Linked DNA regions of Homo sapiens: region 1 is linked to region 2. The links are chromatin contacts, found by Hi-C or POLR2A ChIA-PET in ENCODE. All regions are on one chromosome and are shown on one strand. The core of a region is the stretch at or near the end of the contact, and the rest is flanking DNA. Distances in the headings are between cores, read along the strand shown.

Region 1 (5,366 bases), core at 777-3,276, 260 kb after region 2:
GGAAGTTCCTGGGTCCAGGGGCTAGAGTGAGACTGTTCCCCGCTCATGTCTGGGCTGCAGACGCCCAACCAGTGGCTCCCCCTGTCCACCCTTGGCAAGGGAGGGTCCTGGCCTCCCTCTCTGCTAGTGGGGACCCCCCAACACCCTGTCTTCTCTCCTCTCTGGAGCTCTGCCTGGGTGCATGGCTTGTACAGTGAGTTACTGAGAATTGAACTCTGGACAGTAGCTGGGCCCCACTTTGCTTTAAACATTTTAGTCTGAGGCCTTCTTTGTCATCAGATGAGAAGGTTCACAGATGTGCAGATGTGCTGATAGTCTAACCTGACTGGTTTGTAAAACTAGAAAGAGAAACAGACAATGTGCCTGTTTCTGTGATGGGCCATAAAGTGGATCTTACAGATTTGGAGACATTCTGGAAGATCTGGACCTGTCTGGATCAGAGAGGGGAGGCAGGCATGGGCCAGTCATGAATCCAGTGGGGCTTGGGCCAGCTGGGGCAGCAGGGAGGAGGACGTGCCCAGGGTGGGTGAGCTGGGGAGACCCTGGAACCCAAGGCTGAGGACCCAGAGCCAGGAGATGCAGGAGACGCCCCAGGGATGCTGAACAAAGCGCTGTCCCCTGTTGCAGCTCTCCTGGGTCTCCCCATAGAAAGCTCATGTGGGGGCTGTCCTGACCATGGGTCCAGGGGTGTATTTGCTCCAGGGGCATTTGATGCATTATTGAGCCAGGGGAAAGGCCATCACACTCTGGGCAGCAGGAGCCACCGGGAAGGGTTGGGGAAGGGTTGGATCCTCCCAAAGTTGGTACAAGTGTGGTCTCTGGCCCAGGTGGGCTGTGGGTACTGCGGGGCGTCCAGCTGTGCATGCCTCTGGTGTGAACTGGGAAGGGTGGCCTCTGGTCAGACTCACACAACACACCAAGATGAGCTCACACCAGAACCACCTGAGACTCAAATGGCAGTTGACTGCCCCCAGGGGACATCTTCTTGACTAGAAGAGTCCAACATCTGGAGACAGAATGGGAGGGGTCCTCACGGCAGAGAACAGGGCCTCTTCTAGTCTGTGGCGCCCACCAAAATGGCAGGGACACTGTGCTGAGGTGGGAGGATTGCTGGCCAAAGACAGGGGGGTCTAGTAAGAGCCAGAACAGGGGAGCAGGCAGGACAGGGGACAGCCCCTGGGCCCACAGGGCCAGCACCTTCCAGGGGCAGCTGTGCTGGGTGTAGCAGGTGGACCTGGGAAAGGACGGCGCCAGACCTGCCGCCAGGACTCAGGGGCTCACTTGGGGCAGGAGCACAGTGTCCCTCACATTTCTGCAGGGCCCAGAGGTGGGAGAAAGGGCACAGGGTGGCCCTTCTGACAGGGGGGTGGGGGTGTGTCCCTGCTGGGGACTCTGTTTCCTGGGAGGGCCTGGATCTCTAGGTACCTTTCAGAGCCTTTAGCATCTCCTCTGGGTAATGGGGATGAAAACACTCCTCCCTCTAGTTTACAATTATTAGATACACTGATGCATAGGAGGATGCAGGACCTGCTGGTCTCCCATCTTCACAGCCAGGGAAGAAGATGCAGGACCCTAACAGAGAGCACAGGATGCAGCAGGTGCCAGGGAGCCTGGACCAGGCACATCCTGCACTGGCCACAGGGGAGGACACAGGGGTGGCTGTCCTGGAGCCTGCTCTCTGGACCGCTGAGTGTTATTCAGGGTCTTTCTCCAGGGTGTGGACACCTGTCTTCTCACCTGCCCCCTGGTCTCCTGCCTTCCAGATTCCTGTGGCCCACAGGGAGCAAAGTGTGGCCAGCTCTACATCCCCATTGTCACTCCACAGTGTCTGGTGGTTCAGTGGTCAGAGTGGGCACATCAAAACCAAAGCTTGCCCAGAGGCATGGCAGAGAACTTCCTTGTTCTGACGCTAATGAGGGTGGCACACTCGGCCTGAGCTGGAGAAGGGGTGGGGCAGGGTATCGCTGACTCAGCAGCTTCCAGGTTGCTCTGATGATATATTAAGGCTCCTGAATCCTAAGAGAATGTTGGTGAAGATCTTAACACCACGCCTTGAGCAAGTCGCAAGAGCGGGAGGACACAGACCAGGAACCGAGAAGGGACAAGCACATGGAAGCCAGCCCAGCATCCGGGCCCAGGTATGGGAAGCCCCTCCGAGCACCTCTGCGCCTCAGCCTCCTCTTTGAGCTTTTCTGATGAGCACTCACCTCTCACCCTCAAACCCCTGGGGCCTCTCTTTTCCTCCTGACCCTCTCTCTGGACCTGGCCTCTTGCTCTAGGTTCCCAGTTTTGGTCCCAGCGCTGGTCTCTCCTCCGATGGTACCAATTCCAGGTCTCCTTCCACCTCCCGGGGCAGGTGCACAGGGAGCCTGAAAATCCCAATAGATAATGGTGCTGTGCCCCAGCCAGTGAAGACGGTCAGAGAGGGGATTCTCCTCACTTGTCTTTAAATGAGCATCTACTATTTCTTGCAAATGTTCCATGTATCTGGACTTGGCCTAAGCCCTTTTTATGTTCAGTGTCATCTCGTTCTCCCTAATATTAAGAAAAGGGGGTTGCTTGTAGGACTGCTTGGCTATGAGGAAGCCTTGTTTCCTTTTTTTGAGAACACAGAGCAAGTGAGTGGTAGAGCCCAGATTCATGCCCAGGTCTACTCGAAATGGTGGGGAACATTTTGAACCTTCCTTCCTTCTTTCCTTCCTTCCTTCCTCCTTCCTTCCTTCCTTCCTTCAATTCTCTCTCTCTTTCTTTCTTCTTTCTTTCTCTCTCTCTCTTTCCTTCTTTATTTCTTTTTCTTCTTTCTCTCTCTTCCCTCCCTCCTTCCTTCCCTTCTGTGCTTCCTTCCTTTCTTCCAATATTTCCCTTTCTCTCTTCCTCCCTTCCTTCCTTTCTCTTTCTTTCTTTCCTTCTTTCTTTCTTTTTCTTTCATTCTTTCCTTCTTTCTTTCTTTTACTTCCTTCCTCCCTCCTTCCTTCCTCTCTTTCTTCTTTCCTTTCCTTCCTTTCTTCCTTCCTTCCTCTCTTTCTCCCTTTCTCCCTCCCTTCCTTTCTTTTTTCTTTCTTTTCTTTCTTTCTTCTTTCCTTCTTTCTTTCTTTTCCTTCCTTTCTTTTTTCTTTCTTTCTTTCCTTCTTTTTCTTTTCCTTCCTTCCTCCCTCCCTCCCTTCCTTCCTTCCTCCATCTCTCTTTCTCTTTCTTTCTTTCTTTCTTTCTTTCTTTCCTTCCTTCTTTCTCTTTCCTTCTTTCTTTCTTTCTTTCCTTCCTTCTTTCTCTTTCCTTCTTTCTTTCTTTCTTTTGTGCTGCCTCCCAACAGAGATTTTTCTAATTCTGATTATGTCAGGATGCATAGAGAGGGGCTGGGAGAGGTCTTCAAGGTGGGGCTGGTGTTTCCAGCCCAGGAGTCCTGAGCTGCCCCATCTCAATTGCCTGAGAAGCACATTTGGGAGACCTCAGGGCACCCTAAGGGATGTGGAAAATCCTATGAATTACCCGAAAAGAAGTCCCTGGCAGGTTCCTCTCCCCAGTCATCCCCCTCAGGAGTGTCCCTGTCCCGATGCTCGGTGTGGTAGGAGTTAACCCTGCAGGCAGGAGGAAGCCCCAGAGGGTCCATCTCCAGCAGGGGCTGTGGGTGAGCAGAGCCAGGACAGGGGTGCATGGTGAGGCCACAGAATAAGACCCAGCTCTACCCCAGGGAGAGGAGCAGGGTCCTCCTCGGAGGGCCTGAGCACACTGAGCTGACCCTGGGGAGACCCTGACAAGGCTTAGACAGGCCCCAGGGCTGCAGTGATCTCCCAGTGAGCCATAGAAGGGGTCAGAGGGGGAGGTTTGGAAGTGTGCTAAGGGATGTGCGGAGCAGGGGGAAGGAGGGTGGGGTGCAAGGGAGGAAGTGTGGGGAGGGAGGAGGAGGCAGGGCAGTCCAGGAGGGCTCTTCCTCCTCTGGTCTTTTCCCTGGCTGTCCACAGACACTTGATGGATCCACACATATTCACTTCCAACTTTAACAATGGCATTGGAAGGCATAAGACCTACCTGTGCTACGAAGTGGAGCGCCTGGACAATGGCACCTCGGTCAAGATGGACCAGCACAGGGGCTTTCTACACAACCAGGTGACCGACCCAGCCATCCGAATCCGGGCAGGGCCCTTCCAATCCAGGGACATTCATAGGTAGAAGGTTCCGGATTGTACTTGTGGTTTCCTGCAGTGTTTGTCACTTGTGCTTCCTGCAGCTGCTGCTGCTTGGCCCTGGGGTTGGGGGGAGACTTCGGCTTCAGTGACTATCCATGCCCAGGTGGGGTTGAGTCTGCCCAATGGCAAAGTGCTTCCTGAGGACCCTCCCAGGATCCCCTCACAGACACAGCTCTCACCAGGAACAATTCAGCAATGTGGGATCTGAGGACTCAGGGCCTACCTGACCTCACAAGGCCAGGATGCCCCAGTGCCCTCTCCTGGGCTTCATCCTGCACGGAGAGAGACTGAGGCAGGAGAGGCTGACCAGGGATCCTGTCCTGCCCAGGGTGGAGCCCACAGCAAGGCCAGAACAGGTCCCATGTCAGGATGCAGGGATGTCCAGCATTTGGGGAGGAGCTGGGCCAGGCCAGGCTGAGGGGCCCTGAGCCCGGGGGACTTTCTTCCCTGGCCCCTACCCAGCACAGCCTCTGTCTGGAGAGACCAGGTAATGCTTGGCTCCGGTGCTGGAAACTGGGACCTTCTCTGGGCTCTATGAGCTCAATGTGGGCCTCGCTGGATCCACACACACTGCTTGGAACATCCTTTCAAGGGTGCCAGTCTCCATCACCGCCTAAGCAGTGGGACTCCCCCAGGAACGACCCACAGCCCCTTCTCAGCACAAACCATGTCATCCACTCCACCCTGCATCACTGCTGATGGAGTCCCTCCCTGTCTTTGTCCCCATCACAATCACAGTCCTTGCTGCCCTGCTGTCCCCAACTTGACCGATTCCTAGTCTTAGTGGAAAATCCTTTTCTCTGGAGTTTGGAGTAAATACCATATTTCTATAAGTCAAAATAATGACAATTATACCATGTCACAGGGACCTTCCCACGTTGGAGTGAGTCCTGCTGGTCTTCTCTTCCCCACTACTTTTGGTGGAATTCATTTTGGCCTAAGTCTATATCACATTTGGGCTCAGCACAGGTTGTGGCACAGAATAGAAGCTTCTAGAATTATGGGCCACAGATGGGATGGGAGTAGGGGAGTTGATGAGTAGAGCAGGTCAATCTCCCCTTGAAGGAAGCACACTCACTCAGGGCCATCAGGCCAATGACCTCGGGGCTCCGCCGGCCCCTCCTCCCTGCCCCCATCTCTGTAGCCCCTCCCTGCAGGGCTGGGTCTGGGGTGAGGGTCCTG
Region 2 (6,057 bases), core at 1,552-4,051:
GAAATACTAATGGCTGGCCAAAAGGAAGCATGTACTGGGTCCTCCTTTCAGTGACATGACCTGATGATCTGAGACGAATTATTTTATCTCCCAGTGCCCCAGGTCCTGAAGAGTCAATTCTACTTGCTGCCAGATAATGGCCATGATGCAAATGATATATTAGCTCTGGTAAGGCATTACTCTGGTTACTACTGGCATTGGAAAATAATTACTCTCATTATAGTTTTGTCTGCATCTGGGGATTAACATTCTCCTAAGAGTAGGCCTTTGGCTCTTTCAGGGCAAATGGTCCATACCTGTGTTTTACAAATCACCCCAAATAGGTTGCTTCCAGCTGTAATTCTGGTCCCTATGTGGCAACAATTTCACTTCCAAGCTAAGAGAGTAAGAAAAAGGTCTTCTGGAATTGCTAATATGCACTGCTTGAAGAATGCTTGAGCTTCTCTGCAGCGAGGACTGCGCGGGCCTAACTACTTCTAGTCGGGGTCATCAGGCAAGATCATCACCTGAGTTGCTATGGACTGCAGCCATGCTGTTGTGTCCATTAAGACACCACAGAACTGACTCTCAAAACCTTTAATAAAGTAATTCTAGAAAATCAAAGCAAAGAGAAAAAAGCTGAACTTCTTTTTTTGTTTTTCCGAGACCCGTCACCCAGGCTGGAGTGCAGAGTGGTGCAATCTTGGCTCACTGCAACCTCCACTTCCCAAGTTTATGCGATTCTCCTGCCTCAGCCTCCCGACTAGCTGGGACTACAGGCGTGCACCACCACACCGGGCTAATTTTTGTATTTTTAGTAGACACGGGGTTCCACCATGTTGGACAGGCTGGTCTCAAACTCCTGAACTCAGGTGATCTGCCCTCCTCGGCCTCCCAAAGTGCTGGGATTACACCGTACTTGGCCAAAACCTGAACCTCTATTAACCTGTGGGGTGGCATTTGTTCTAAGTGGGTAAGAAAGGCCATCTAGAATAAAGGAGAAAGAAGAGATCTGGAGTCAACTTCAAATTATAGCTTTGCTATTTAGAAGCTATTTGGACATATTACCTGACCTTTCTGCCTATCAGCATAATACAGGCAGTGAAATGACTGTTGGGAGAGCTTCACAAAGCAATGTACGAACAGCACTACTGCCAGCACATGGCCTCACAGAAAAGCTGAGCATTGTTTATACATCTTGCTTGTGGTACCCACCACATTCCACCTTTAAAGACAGGTGACTGAACGTGTACGTATCTAGTCCCACTTCTAGACTGTAAACTCCTCGGCAGCAGAGCTTTACAGGCATTATAGCATAGTGGTCAACAGCATAGATATAAGAATTCAACCCCAGCTCCAAGTCTTGTTATCTTGGGCGAGGTACTGAACTAAATGTGTCTTCATCAGTAAAATGGAAATAACATCACATATTAACACGTATTCCACGGGACTGTTGAAGATCACTCAAGAAAACACAGCTGAGGCTATGAGTACTTTCCTAGCCCACCGTAAGTGCCTGATAAATGGTAGTGATTATCTTTTCATGTCTTGTGTCCCTTATACCTGCTAACGCAATCTAGCTAATACCTACAGCTTTGAAGGTTTATGAAGCTGAGACACTGCCCCACCCACAGAAATCCAGAAATATCAGTATCAAGATGCCAAGGAGAAGGGTCCCCTACCTCTGGAAAATCTCTTGCAGCGTATCCCGGGTGAAGGCATTGCTGTCCTGGAAGACGTTATTGAGGGCGTGGAGGGCACAAAGCTCCCTGCGCTGTTTCTCATGGTAGATTTGTGGGGGTGCTGCCTGGGGCAGCTCCAATGATTCAGATTTGGCCTTGTCTCCTTTCCATGGCACACAACTCATGTTTTTTGTTTTAGGTTCCAGAGATGGCTATAAACACCCCACTCTTCCCTCTAGAGGAAGAATGTAAGCTTCTCAGTCTTTTCCGGATTCCTGAGGTCCACCTTATTCTCTGGTGTCCATGATTTATGCTTTGTCACTGGGAGAAAAGATTGGAATCAAAAGGAAAAAAATAAAACCCACCTCTTCTCTCTTCTCAATAGAAAAATAACTTTTGGATTACTTTTATTTTGCTACCACTGTCAAAGTGCAGAATTTAAAAAAACACATAAAATGTAAGACCTTGTTTCCGTTTCCCCACCCTTCCCTCCCACCCCCCTCCAAAATCCCCACGATTTTCTTGCTGTTTCCCTCTGCAAATGCCAGGCCTCAAAGCAGGAGGACCGAACACAATCGGTCACATCGCTCCTTTTCTTCCATTTCTTTTGAACCACGACGCCAATGACTCGGGAGACAAGGCCTGGGTGACGGATAAATTTAGCGCACGAGTCGAGTAGCTAGCGCGGGCCGGCAGGCGTGGGACCGCGAGCCGCGCGGGGGCCTCGGGGGCAGCCCTCCATCCCCTCGGGTACGGTGGGGCCCGCAGGGCGCGGCTCCCTCGGAAGGCGCGGATTCTAGCCCTCTGGCCGCGGCCCTGCGGAGGAGGAGACAACTCCGGTCAGCGGCGAGCGGGCGCGGGAAGTGAGCGGCGGGGCCGGCCCCTGCCCGAGGGAAGGTTCCGCGCGGCGAAGGGCTGGCCCGCGAGGGGTGGGGCCGGACAGTCAGCCTCGCGCTCCCGGGCCCGCGCCCACCCGGCTCGCAGCCCCTACACAAACCTCCCCGCCCGTCACGTGAGCGCAGGCCCAGACGCCCTCCCGCCGCGCCCCCGGCCGCAGACCCCAGGGCCGCCGGGACTGCTCGCCGCTGGCGGTCCCCTCACCGCAGCCGGCCGCCACCTGGAGTGCGCGCCGCCAACTGGGCCGTGCGGGCGGGCGCGCGCACCTGAGCCCGACGTCAGCGGCCCCCGCCCGGCGCGTGCTCCGGAAACGCCCTCCCGCGCCGTCCTCACTCCTCCCAGCCGTGGCGTCACGCCTGACGTAAGTCTGACGTCATCGGCACCGGCCTGGGAGCCGCAGACGCCGGGCGTGTAGGGGCGCAGTTCAACGGTTGGGGTGTTGCAAAGGCCGTGGGTGTGGGGCTGCGGGCTGCGCACCTCGGCGGCGGCCGGCAGGGTTGGGGTCCAGCCGCTCCGCTCGGCGCGGCCCCTGGCGGGGCGGCCTGAGGGAGTCCTACCTGGACGCCAGCCTGCCCTTCTCCCGGGCGTGGGCGTTGTTTCGGGGCGGCAGCCAGGCCAGCGGCTGCAGTCCGCGGCTTTCAGCACCCCTCCCTTCTCTGTGCCGGGCTTTTCGGCCGAACGTTCTCGCTCCTTCTGCGTTGACTGTTTTATGTGTGGTTAACGCGCGGCTCACCAGGGGGGATTTTGAAGCACCTGATTCGGTCGGGCGCAAATTGCCTTGGTTAGTGGGCCCGACCGTGCCGCACTGTCCAGGGAGCGTCAAGGGTAGGTGTCTCGCTGGGAGTCACATTTCAAGTGGAAAGGAGAATCCTGTTGCAGTTCCTTGGTGTCGCATTTCGGTTCACTACACACAAGCCACTGCCTTCTTGCCTGGGGGCTCCCCGCTCTTCTCACGGTGGCTTTCCTCTCTGCAGAGACCTCTGCGCGAGGTATACCTAAGCGCATTGTGTGCGTCTTCGGGAAAAGGCGAAAACTACTCGCAGTCCCACGTGGATTTCATTTTTTCCCCTTTACCTACTCTTAGGGTGCGTGGTAGGCATCATTATCCACCTTAGCTGCCCTTCTTTTGGGTTTTCTGTAAAACTGGAAAAACGAGAAGAAACTGTTGCACTTCAAATTTAGTTGTTTTGTTTTGTTTTTTGGAGACGGAGTTTCGCTCTTGTTGCCCAGACTGGAGTGCAATGGCATGATCTCCGCTCACCGCAACGTCCGCCTCCCGGGTTCAAGCAATTCTCCTGCCTCAGCCTCCCGAGTAGCTGGGATTGCAGGCATGCGCCACCACGCCCGGCTAATTTTGTGTGTTTAGTAGAGGGGTTTCTTCATGTTGGTCAGGCTGGTCTCGAACTCCCGACCTCAGGTGATCCACCCGCCTTGGCCTCCCAAGGTGTTGGGATTACAGAAGTGAGCCACCGTGCCCGGCCTTTTTTTTTTTTTTTTTTTTTAAGATGGAGTTTAACTTTTGTCGCCCAGGCTGAATTGCAACGGGGCGATCTCGGCTTACTGCAACCTTCACCTCCTGGACTCAAGCGATTCTCATGTCTCAGCCTCCCGCGTAGCTGGGATTACAGGCTCCTGCCACTACGCACGGCTAATTTTTGTATTTTTAGTAGAGACGGGGTTTCACCATGTTGGCCAGGCTGGTCTCGAACTCCTGAGATCCACCCGCCTCGGCCTCCCAAAGTGCTGGGATTACAAGCGTGAGCCACCGCGCCCGGCCTGAAGTTTTATTATTTTTGAGACAGGGTCTTGCTCTCTTTCCCAGGCTGGAGTGCAGTGGCGCGTTCACGGCTAACCCACAGCCTCTGGGCTCAAGCGATCTTCCTGCCTCAGCCTCCTGAGTAGCTGGGACTACAGGCATGCATCACCACACCTGGCTAATTTTTATTTTTATTTTTGTAGAGGTGGGGTTTCATCACGTTGCCCAAACTGGTCTCGAACTCTTTCCTGGGCTCAGGTGATCTGCCCATCTTGGCCTCCCAAAGTGTTAGGATTACAGGTGTAAGCCACTGCACCTGGCAAACGTGACTATTTTAACACCATTACCCTCAACGTTATGATTTAACACGCTGGAGTGCCTGCCTCAGGGTGAGGAGCCCTCTGGCTCTGTCCAGCCAACTTTTGAATTAAATTTTTGTGGCCGGGCGTGGTGGCTCACGCCTGTAATCCCAGCACTTTCGGAGGCCGAGGCGGGCGGATCATGAGGTCAGGAGATTGAGACCATCCTGGCTAATACGGTGAAACCCCATCTCTACTAAAAAATACAAAAAAAAAAAAAAAAAAAAAAATAGCCAGGCGTGGTCGCGGTCGCCTGTAGTCCCAGCTACTCGGGAGGCTGAGGCAGGAGAATGGCGTGAACCTGGGAGGCGGAGCTTGCAGTGAGCCGAGATCGTGCTACTGCACTCCAGCCTGGGCAACAGAGACTCCATCTCAAAAAAAAAAAAAAAAAAAAAAAGTAATTTGTAAGCTACCCACGGCTATGGTTATATTTACATATGAATAGTTTGAGGGATTGCTCTGCAGCAAGCAGTGTTCTAAGTGCTTTACATATATTAGTTCATTTACAGCTGATTTTATCCTATTAGATACTTTATTTCTTTAAAGGAGAAAACAAGCTCTAAGAAGTTAACTTGCTTAAAAGGTCACATACATATGATATGTGAACCCAGTACATAGTGAATACAGAATTTGAACCTAGGCTCCAACTTTTCTTCGGAAAGACGTGTAGATGGGTAGGGTAAGGAATTCCTTCTATAAAATGTCATGATAGAGTTCCCTGTTCAATTCAAAAGTACCTGCTCTGAGAGTTCTTTTCTGGGTAAAGGCTATAGTGCAAAGGGTATTTTTTTAGTTCGCTATTAGCTGTCAGCACATTCTGGACTTGAACTCTTTTTTTTTTTTTTTTTTTTTTTTGAGATGGGGTTTCGCTCTTGTTGCCCCGGCTGGAGTGCAATGACTCGATCTTGGCTCACTGTAACCTCTGCCTCCCGAGTTCGAGCGATTCTTGTGCCTCAGCCTCCTGAGTAGTTGGGATTACAGGCATGCACCACCACACCCAGCTAGTTTTGTATTTGTAGTAGAGACGGGGTTTCTCCATGTTGGTCAGGCTGGTCTCGAACTCCCGACCTCAGGTGATCTGCCCACCTTAGCCTCCCAAAATGCTGGGATTACAGGCGTGAGCCACCGCATCCGGCCGACTTGAACTCTTTGGAAGAGCCAGTTGGTGAGATGCTATCAATCTGGGCCATAAAGGAAAAGCCAAAATCTGTTTTTTAAAATGTTCTACTCTCAATACAACACAACACCTCTGGTCACCAAAATGTGTGGATTTATCCCCACCAGCAACCCATCAGTGCTGCAGGGGACGCCAGCTGGATGTCCTCTAGTTCAATTCAATTCGTCTCACACTGTCTACCTGGAGATACTGTCAGATCCCACTGAT

The links. A loop is a pair of places that touch in the nucleus more often than their neighbours do. ChIA-PET counts read pairs that join two places held with the same protein, here RNA polymerase II (POLR2A). Pooled maps may share reads with other maps.
Region 1: POLR2A ChIA-PET joins it to region 2 with 13 read pairs in GM12878. The contact joins the promoter of APOBEC3A here to the promoter of JOSD1 in region 2. A Hi-C loop is called at or near these places in 2 of 37 single-sample maps with no recorded cell type and 3 of 50 pooled maps. POLR2A ChIA-PET finds 5 or more read pairs at or near these places in 4 of 52 experiments (GM12878, MCF 10A, activated CD4-positive, alpha-beta T cell and 1 more).

Annotation. Positions count from the first base shown.
Region 1 is chr22:38,955,583-38,960,948 of GRCh38, forward strand. APOBEC3A (apolipoprotein B mRNA editing enzyme catalytic subunit 3A) reads left to right here and starts at 2,027. Exons shown (of 5, transcript NM_145699.4): 1 at 2,027-2,138; 2 at 3,960-4,104. The coding sequence starts at 2,110.
Region 2 is chr22:38,698,142-38,704,198 of GRCh38, forward strand. JOSD1 (Josephin domain containing 1) reads right to left here and starts at 2,802. Exons shown (of 5, transcript NM_001360236.2): 1 at 2,659-2,802; 2 at 1,662-2,477. The coding sequence starts at 1,846. RefSeq lists a silencer at 2,309-3,268.